2 separate regions of the Homo sapiens genome follow, and region 2 is linked to region 1. A link is a loop called in an ENCODE intact Hi-C map of the cell type or tissue named here. Cell type or tissue: PC-9. All regions are shown on one strand.

Evidence for each region. A loop is a pair of places that touch in the nucleus more often than their neighbours do. Peaks named below come from ENCODE experiments on the same cell type or tissue, not always from the same donor. Only the 100,000 strongest peaks of a DNase experiment are listed, where the experiment ranks them.
Region 2: it touches region 1 in a loop (2.3-fold over the local background); 2 of 110 quality-filtered maps call a loop at or near these places.

What each region holds. Positions count from the first base shown.
Region 1 is chr14:61,940,067-61,945,066 of GRCh38, reverse strand. All of the region lies in intron 1 of SYT16 (synaptotagmin 16), which reads right to left. Among named protein-coding and RNA genes, the nearest start is that of SYT16, 130 kb to the right of the region's middle. In PC-9, no CTCF peak of the experiment used is centred here; no DNase peak of the experiment used is centred here.
Region 2 is chr14:62,029,845-62,034,844 of GRCh38, reverse strand. The region is part of intron 3 of SYT16 (synaptotagmin 16); the gene reads right to left. Among named protein-coding and RNA genes, the nearest start is that of LINC00644, 110 kb to the left of the region's middle. In PC-9, no CTCF peak of the experiment used is centred here; a DNase peak (open chromatin) is centred at 3,124.

The sequences.
Region 1 (5,000 bases):
ACTTTTTGATGGGGTTGTTTTTTTTCTTGTAAATTTGTTTAAGTTCCTTGTACATTCTGGATATTAGCCCTTTGTCAGACAGATAGATTGCAAAAATTTTCTCCCGTTCTGTAGGTTGCCTGTTCACTCTGATGATAGTTTCTTTTGCTGTGCAGAAGCTCTTTAGTTTAATTAATCCCATTTGTTTATTTTGGTTTTTGTTGCCATTGCTTTTGGTGTTTTAGTCTTGAAGTCTTTGGCCATGTCTATGTCCTGAATAGTATTGCCTAGGTTTTCTTCTAGGGTTTGTATGGTTTTAGGTCTTACATTTAAGTCTTTAATCGATCTTGAGTTAATTTTTGTATAAGGTGTAAGGAAGGGATCCAGTTTCAGCTTTCTACATATGGCTACCCAGTTTTCCCAACACTGTTTTTTAAATAGGGAATCCTTTCCCCATTGCTTGTTTTTGTCAGGTTTGCCAAAGATCACATGGTTGTAGATGTATGTGTGGTATTATTTCTGAGGGCTCCGTTCTGTTCCATTGGTCTATATCTCTGTTTTGCTACCAGTACCATGCTGTTTTGGTTACTGTAGCCTTGTAGTATAGTTAGAAGTCAGGTAGCGTGATGCCTCCAGCTTTGTTCTTTTTGCTCAGGATTGTCTTGGCTATATGGGCTCTTTTTTGGTTCCATATGAAGTTTAAGGTAGTTTTTTCTAATTCCGTGAAGAAAGTCAATGGTAGCTTGATGGGGATAGCACTGAATCTACAAATTACTTTGGGCAATATGGCCGTTTTCACAATATTAATTCTTCCTATCCATTAACATGGAATATTTTTCCATTTGTTTGTGTCCTCTCTTATTTCCTTGAGCAGTGGTTTGTAGTGCTCCTTGAAGAGGTCTTTCACACCCCATGTAAGTTGGATTCCTAGGTATTTTATTCTCTTTGTAGCAACTGTGAATGGGAATTCACTCATGATTTGGCTCTCTGTTTGTCTATTATTGGTATAAAGGAATGCTTGTGATTTTTGCACACTGATTTTGTACACTGAGCCTTTGCTGAAGTTGCTTATCAGCTTAAGGAGATTTTGGGCTGAGATGATGGAGTCTTCTAAATGTACAATCATGTCATCTGCAAACAGAGACAATTTGACTTCCTCTCTTCCTATTTGAATACCCTTTATTTCTTTCTCTTGCCTGATTGCCCTGGCCAGAACTTTCAATATTATCTTGAAAAGGAGTGGTGAGAGAGGGCACTCTTGTCTTGTGCCGGTTTTCAAAGGGAATGCTTCCACATTTTGCCCATTCAATATGACATTGGCTGTGGGCTTGTCGTAAATAGCTCTTATTATTTTGAGATTCATTCCATCAATGCCTAATTTATCGAGAGTTTTTAGCATGAAGGGGTATTGAATTTTATTGAAGGCCTTTTCTGCATCTATTGAGATAATCATGTGGTTTTTGTCACTAGTTCTGTTTATGTGATCGATTATGTTTATTGATTTGCATATGTTGAACCAGCCTTGCATCCCAGGGATGAAGCCGACTTGATCGTGGTGGATACGCTTTTTGATGTGCTGCTGGATTCGATTTGCAAATATTTTATTGAGGATTTTCACATCAATGTTCATGAGGGATATTGCCCTGAAATTTTCTTTTTTTGTTTTATCTCAGCCAGGTTTTGATATCAGGATGATGCTGGCCTCATAAAATGAGTTAGAGAGGAGTCCTTCTTTTTCTATTGTTCGGAATAGTTTTAGAAGGAATGGTATCAGCTCCTCTTTGTACCTCTGGTAGAATTCAGCTGTGAATCCGTCTGGTCTTGGGCTTTTTTTGGTTGGTAGGCTATTAATTACTACCTCAATTTCAGAACTTGTTACTGGTCTATTCAGGGATTCGACTTCTTCCTGGTTTAGTCTTGGGAGGGTGTATGTGTCCAGGAATTTATCCATTTCTTCTAGATTTCCTGGTTTATTTGTGTAGGGGTGTTTATAGTATTCTCTGATGGTAGTTTGTGTTTCTGTGGGATCAGTGGTGATATCCCCTTTATCATTTTTTATTGTGTCTATTTGATTCTTCTCTCTTTTCTTCTTTATTAGTCTGGCTAGTGGTCTATCTATTTTATTAATCTTTTCAAAAAACCAGCTCCTGGATTCATTGATTTTTTTGAAGGGTTTTTCATGTCTCTATCTCCTTCAGTTCTGTTCTGATCTTTGTTATGAGAATGTTGTTTTTCAACTGATTTATATTTGATAGAAACCTAAGGATGGAAAACTATTAGATGGAAATACCCAAGAAAAAAATTTAGGGCCAGAATACCCTAGAACACAAACAAATAAAACTGAAACTTTACAGAATGAATTTAAACATTTCAAGACATTCTTGCCTGTTTTTCTCCTTTCCACCCCCATCTTTAGTCTAGGAAAGCACTCACTAAAATATCAATTCAAAACCAAAAATACTCAGTACATATCATTGACAGGATCACAGTCATCTAAATTCCTGCTGAAATTCTGTTTCAGAATCCCACTGTGAGTCGAAAAACAGAAGAAGAAATATATTTCTCAGCTTATCTGACATCTCTCCAAGCTAAACTTTCATTATTTAAACCTAGTGGAGTGTCACTTTGATAACAGAACTGGTATTTTTACTAAAGAGAGTGAAGATTGAATAGAGCCTCTTCTCCAACATGGTAAACTAGCCTGACACCACTCCATCAATAATTTAACTGCTTGCTGAGCATCCATTCATGACTGGAACTTGATTTCTAACTTCAAGAAGCTTAATAAGTATTCTCAAGGAAGGTTCTATGTGTGGGAAATTTATTCCACACAAAACAAGACTTGAAAAAGGGACTATAAGGATCAACTATTATAAAATAAGAAATGATTTTAAAGGAGGCCAAGCGACTTAGCAAGAATCACTCCAACAACTTGATGTAAAAACATCCCATTATCTACATCTGTAAGCAATGCCTTATCTAAAATAAAAATAAGACCAACATCTGAAACTTGTAAATTATATAATATTCATTGTTGAGTTGCAGAAAAGCAGTATATTCTGCCAATTTCTGAACATCTTTCATATTCATAAATACATTTGTTTGACTGATGAGTAATATTTTTTTATATATGGCCAAAGAAGCCTTGCCAGGCAAAGGCAAAAAATGTCTTCTACCTTTGGATGGATTTCATCTGGCTCCAGATACTTTCCAAAAAGCTTATTGACTTGTATTTAAGACAAATCCTTTCAATTGTTCACAAACTGAAAATTGAGACCCTGCCCCCCACTTCATTGAGAACTTGTAGTGGGAAGGGGCACCTTTGCACCTATGGTCATAGCGATGGGGTTTGTCCATTTGGGAAAGGGATGGGGACTGTGGAGGAAGTACTAAAGGGAGCTGCAGAGCTAAGAAGAAAAGAGAGATTCCACTTGACTAGATAAGGGGAAAAAATGAGTGGACTTTGATGCCGCAGGCTGGGGCAAGGGAAGATAGAATGAGAGGTATTGAGCAGAAGGCTTTATCTCATGGAGGACAGGATTGTGCTGGAAAGAGGGAAAAGTAGCAAGAATGTCTCACAAAAGTCACTACGGATTGCAAGAAGAGTCCCAGATTTCAGGGAAGAATGAGAGGGCTACGAATGAAGATTTAGAAAAAAACAACTGAAACTGTCACCCTTCCCCAAGGCAAAGAATAGCCCAAAGAGTGAGGATACTGTTGTAGATCTGAATTATTACTGGTTTATATATGAGCTGAAGCCTGAATGGTAGAGCTGTGAATCTGAGCCCTTGGAGTCCTTGGATGATGAAGCATTTAACGAGGCATCACTAAGGGATAGCTAGTGACTGGTAAAGTCCTGGCAGCGGCTGACCCAAGGCAGGCCACTGGCACAGGGAAAGAGGCTGGCGTTTGTGCAATTAACCCTACTGAGCCAGAGAACCTCACCTTCAACACTGATAGGCATGTGTTTGTCTATAGATCCCAAGCTAACATAACAAAAGGAGCACTACCCCTCCCCATTGTAACATGCCCGTCCAAACTTTCCCTTAGATTGTAACTCTTGCTTCCAAATAAGTGGTCCTTCTGCACGGGAAAGGGGCAAATGTCACAGTCTCCCCTAAGGCCCAGGAAGCCTTTCATTTCAGTGGAGTCTGGAAGGGAAGGCAAAGCCTATCTGTGATTATTCAAGCAGATCTGCCCCCAGGCAAGCAAAACATACAGACCTTGTCAACCATTCCGGTTCTCAGTCTGATCTAGGAACAGCCGGTCTGAAGAGCATTCCAGGGAAGCCTGCCCCACCACTATGTGGGTGACAAAAGGAAAACCTGAGAGGGAGGGAAATGGAGAAGGGGCCAAGCAAGATCTGAATCTCCAGGGAAGCTACTCAGAACAAAGACAAGCAGAATAATAATTATTATACTTTATACTTACATGGCATTTACTATGTGCCAGGCACTTTATGCTCATTTAAATCTGACAGGGGTCCTAAGACATTGAAATTATTATTATTATCACTTAACAGATGAGAAATATACTGAGGCTTAGAGAATGACTTATCCAAAGTTGCAGAATGCTGTGTCAGAGCCAGAATTTTACCCTGGCAGTCTGGCTCAAGACCCTATTTTAATCACTCTGCTATTCTGCCTTATCATAGGTTTTTAGGGGATTTTTTTGTTGTTGTTTATTTGAAGCTAGAATGCAACAGACACTGTCAATAGGGATTCAGTGGCCGTGAGGAGAGCCATTTAGTCTCAAATCAAGAGAGAGGAACAAGAATTTGGAAGCAATAACATGAGGACCTTTAAGCATCAGCCTAAGCCAGTAGATGGAAACAGAAAAAAAAAAATAGAAATAAAAGGAATGTCACCTCAAAAGCTGAGGTTAAAGAATTCAAAAATATGTGCTAACCCCGTGAAAAGGACAATAATGAAAACTATGTAGTTGCAACTTAATGCATCTGTTTATTCTGTATATTCTGTTCATCTTCAGAGATTTCCTCACATCATTATAAAAATTATCAT
Region 2 (5,000 bases), 90 kb before region 1:
TCACCAATTTTAAGTATACAGTACAATGTTGTACAGACTTATGCAACCATCACAATCAATTTTAGCACATTTTCACCACACGAAAAGGAAACCTCATATCTACTACCTGTCACCAACCCATTCTCCCCCACCCCTGGAATCCCCCCATCCCCTCAGCCCTAGTCAGCATAATCTACTTCCTGCCTATATGGAATGGCCTATTGTGGACATTGCATATAAAAAAGAGTCATATAATATGTGGCCTCTTGTTACTGACTTCTTTCATTTGCATGTTGCCAAGCTTCACCCATGTTGTAGCATATGTCAGTAGTTCATTCTTTTTACAGCCAAGTAATATTCCATTTGATGAATAGACTACATTTTGTTGATGCATTCATCAGTTGATGGACATTTGGGTTGTGTTCATTTTTCAGCTATTATGACTGATGGTACTATGAATATTCATGTACAGGATTTTGTTTGAACATATGTTTTCATTTCTCTTGAATTTATGCCTAGGAGTGGCACTGCTGGGTTCTATGGTAACTCTATGTTTAATCTGTTGATGAACTGCTATACTATTTTCCAAAGGGGCTAAACAATTTAACATTCCCACCAGCAGTATATTAAGGTTCCAATTTTTCCACATCCTCACCAACACTTGTTATTATCTGTCTTTTTTATTACAGCCTTGCTGGTGGGTACAAGGTGGCACCTCATAGTGGTTTCAATCTGCTTTGCTCTGATAGCTAAGAATGTTGAGTATTTTTTCATATACTTATTGGTCATTTGTATATCTTCTTTAGAAAAATAGACATATTCAAGTTCTCTGCCCATTTTAATTGGGCTTTTTATTATTTAGCTGTAATAACTCTTTACACATTCTTGATGCATGTCCCTTACTAGATATAAAATTTGCAAGTGCTTTCCCTCATTCTTTAGGTTGTCTTTTCACTTTGCTCATCGTATCATTTTCAGCACAAAAATTCTGAATTTCAATAACATCCAATATATCTAATTTTTTGTTTTGTCACTTGTGCTTTTAGTGTTATATCTAATATGGCTTTGCATAACCCAAAGTCATGAAGATTTACTCTCAGGTTTCTTTCTAAAAGTTTTATTGTTTTAACTTTTACATTTATGTCTATGGGTCTGAGTTTATTGTGTGTATGATATGAGAAGGCTGTTTTTTCATTGGATATTAATTATATATTCATAAATCATACAGCAGCTCTCATGTCTTTCCATTTCCTATGGGGCACTAACTCAGTCCCTCTCCGTTCCACCTCACTCATGCTCTCATATACTCTCTTTCTTCACATTGGCTCATGAACTTGTAAAACAACTCAACTGATTCATGATTACTAAATTTCTTCCAGAATATGTGTTCTTGCTTTGAAAATTAAAAAGTGAGGTATCCTTTTTTATAACCAAGTAATATTCCCTTTGATGGATAGACCACATTTTGCCAGTTCCTGTGCTTTGTGCAACAGGCCGGGGAGGAAAGATATCCCTCATATGATAACCAAGATTTATACACTTATCAGTCATATTGTCAAATATTTTATTTCCACTTTGACTTTCAGGAGAAAAAAAAATGCAGTTGATTTCATTCATAACACAATCCGAAGTACACATTCTTATTTTGATTTATAAAATAGCTATATACTTACTTTTCAACTGTCCTATGGTTTTTAAGATGTCCTCTTGCCTTAATATTTAAAATCAAATACAATATTTAGCCATCTATTATTTTCTATATTGTATTTTTTCTGAAATATTTACCGAGAAATATTTTTCCTTAAGTTTAGTATGCTAACTGAACTTCAGTGGTACCTTAATTTCATGAAATGTTTTTCAAAGTTTGTTAAATTGTAATTTATGATCTAGTATTAGATTTGCATTTAACAGTTGCTATATTTCTAAAATTAGAATTAAAAGTGAACCAATTCAGATGGGTTTATACCCAAAACAATTAGGGATACAAATTTCTTTCATTGTAGTGACACTTTCATTAGCTAAATGGGCTGTAACAAAAAAAAAGATTGTGTTTACCAAAATATTTTAGTCCTGAAACAACCACTCCTCCCTCCACCCCAATTAAATAAGTTCATTTTAATCTGTTAAATTTACCTTAATTTTTTTTTTTTACTAACTGTAGAAGCTCCACGATCTGTCAATATTATGTTTAATCAGATTTCCAAAACTTCCGGATGAGAGTTTTGCTTGCAAAACTAATTAGGAATTTACAGCTAAAATATCATTGTCATTATTCAGTATCATTACCCTATGTGAATTCATTTTTATAAGCTCAAATAACTAATATATTCATAAATTCAAGTAAGAATTTTCTGTGTATTAGGTACAGAAAACCATCCTAAGCTAATGGATATTACAAAATAATAGATTCAAAATTGCCACTGCTTGCAGGAGTCAAGAAAATGATCCTTGATTCTTTTAAATGTCATAGACTAACAGACTTTTAGGATGGTATACTATTCTAACTCTTATCTTACCAAGAAAGGAATTAAAAGCCACAAAGACTAAATGGTTTTACCATAGTGAAGAAAATGACAAAATTACCTTAATAGCATCCTACATTTCTATGGAATTTTAAATTTTATTAAGATGTTCAGGTGCTAGCAATCATGCCAACATTCTCCCTCTTTTCTTTTAAGCTTCTACCCTTCTTTTGTAACTTGAGTTTCCTTCAATGTCACATGCTTTCTTTTCACTCAACTTACTGGGTCATTTAATTCATCATTCCCGTTTTCGTCATCCAAGCCACCGAATTTCCTTCTAACCTCTCTAGCCATTGTCAAGGCAATTCACCTGATATTCTGTACTCCATTAAATTCCCTTCCATTTTTATAGTCTGCAAATTGTGCTGCTGCCTTTCTTAGATTTTAGTATCTACAGCCTCTTGCTTTTAGGGTTCAGATGAAGTCCATCGTCTCTGTATAGGCCCTCCCTTATCGCAACAGTCTTTCAGTAGCAGAAACACTTAAAGCCTTCCTCTTTGGGTGAAACTCTGATACAGACACCACCCACTATTAATTCCAGTACAAGGCTTGTTTCCCCGGTGTCAAGGATTGATCAATTGTAAGTTACCATCTTACCTAGATGTTTTAATTTACCCAGGGAGTTGAGCTTATATTGAGTCATTACATGAATCATAAGGTCTGCTCCCTGTCACCACCTAATCATGTGGTTTACAGCAAGTTCACTATTATATATTCTCCAGGTCTCAGTTTCCTCGACAGTAATGAGGGGACTCTCCTGGATTTTAACTTACTTTTAGCTCTAAAACACTGTGATTCTTCTCACTTCCAGGCTCACATTTGCCCCTCTTGTTTTCATGATTAGTAGAAGGGAAAAGATGCCCGAAAGTTCAACTACCTGTTCACATAGATTAGTAGCTATTTGCCTTTCAAATGAAGTTGAACTATTTTCTTCCACCTTTAAAATACACTGTGAACATCATCTCCATTTCTGAACAGCTCCACAGTGTTTTTCTAACTATAGTGTTTGTGCTAAATGTGAATAGACCAGCAAATTAATGCGGTTTAGCTCATTCGAAATCCAGATTGGCAAGTCTCTTTCTCTGAACTCAACCAAATAGGAATCAGTTTTAAAGGCATGGTTGTGTTTCATATAGGGAGGAGGCTTGTATTTATTTATGCATTGTGGCCTTCCATTTTTTAACACAAGCCATATATTTTCAAAGAGACTTTAAAGCAAACTTGCAAAATATTACACAAAGCAGGTTTTAACAGTTCAAGAAAGTCTATGTCGTATAGCTTATGTGCTTTACAAACATCCCATGTAATTCTCACAGCAATACTGTGAGGCAGGCACTATTATTTCCTGCATTTTATAGATAAGGAAACTGAGGCAGCTAAGTTAGCAGGCTCAAAGTAGCCTAGGCTTCAATCCCACATAGTCTGGGAGCACATTATTCAACCTGAAATCAAATGATATGGCATCTCTGGTGCTTATTAATAACCAAATGCAACAGATAAATTATGGCTTTGATTTCCTTTCTTTGCAGCTTTCATTTTATAAATACAAAAGGCCACTGTCTGAAAATCCATTTTGTTTCATCAATGCTTGAATTCAATCAATGATAATACACTCTTGGCTAATTGAGAGAAAGGTTAAAGCCACCTTTGAATGTGATTAACAAATAACCAAATGAAAAACAAAAACCTTTATACCTATGGCAGACTGATCAGAGCTACATTCTGCTCCTGGCAAGAAGTGAAACAGGTAGTTCAACTGCAATTGTGTGAAAGAGAAAGTGAGAGTAATAAACAAAATGTATAGCACAAATCTAGATGGGATTTGGACTGGTGTAGTTCTATGTATCTCTTATTTCCCAACAAATTAAGGTAAATTGAGGCCACACTTGTCTCCGTACAATTCATCATCCAAAGACATTTCAGAACGATTTCCACACAGAGGATCCATCGCATAACATCAACATCACAATGGTTGCATTTTCAATATTCTCTGAGTAAGTTCTGTTTAAAACACTTTCAAAACTAATTTTTTTCCCGGCAGGATGATATAAGCGGACAAAACTACCATGCGACTGAAAAGGAATTGATCAAAATACGGAGTCAGAGACATTGGCAAAAATGGCTTTAATCTGAGCAGAAAGATACATTTCAGTTTGGCTTTGTATTGAATATTTTCAATAATGGTCAAATTTTCCTACTGTCCTAACCTCCTTAACAAAGCTAAACATCTTACAGCTTATCTGTGCTATCTCCTGATGCCTCTTCATGGAAGAAGGTGGGAGGGATGGGTGGTGGAGGGTGGTCAGCTACCAGCTGCTGTTAAAATCTGTCAACTGGCAAGTGAAGCCTTCTGATTTGTGAGCAATTTCCAAAAGAAAAAAAATCAGAACTACCATCTGGGAAGTAGGAAGAAGATACCACTTGGCAAAAATGATTCAGAAAACACAGGCAAACACAGAAACACACACAAACATATCAATGTGTACACACACATACACA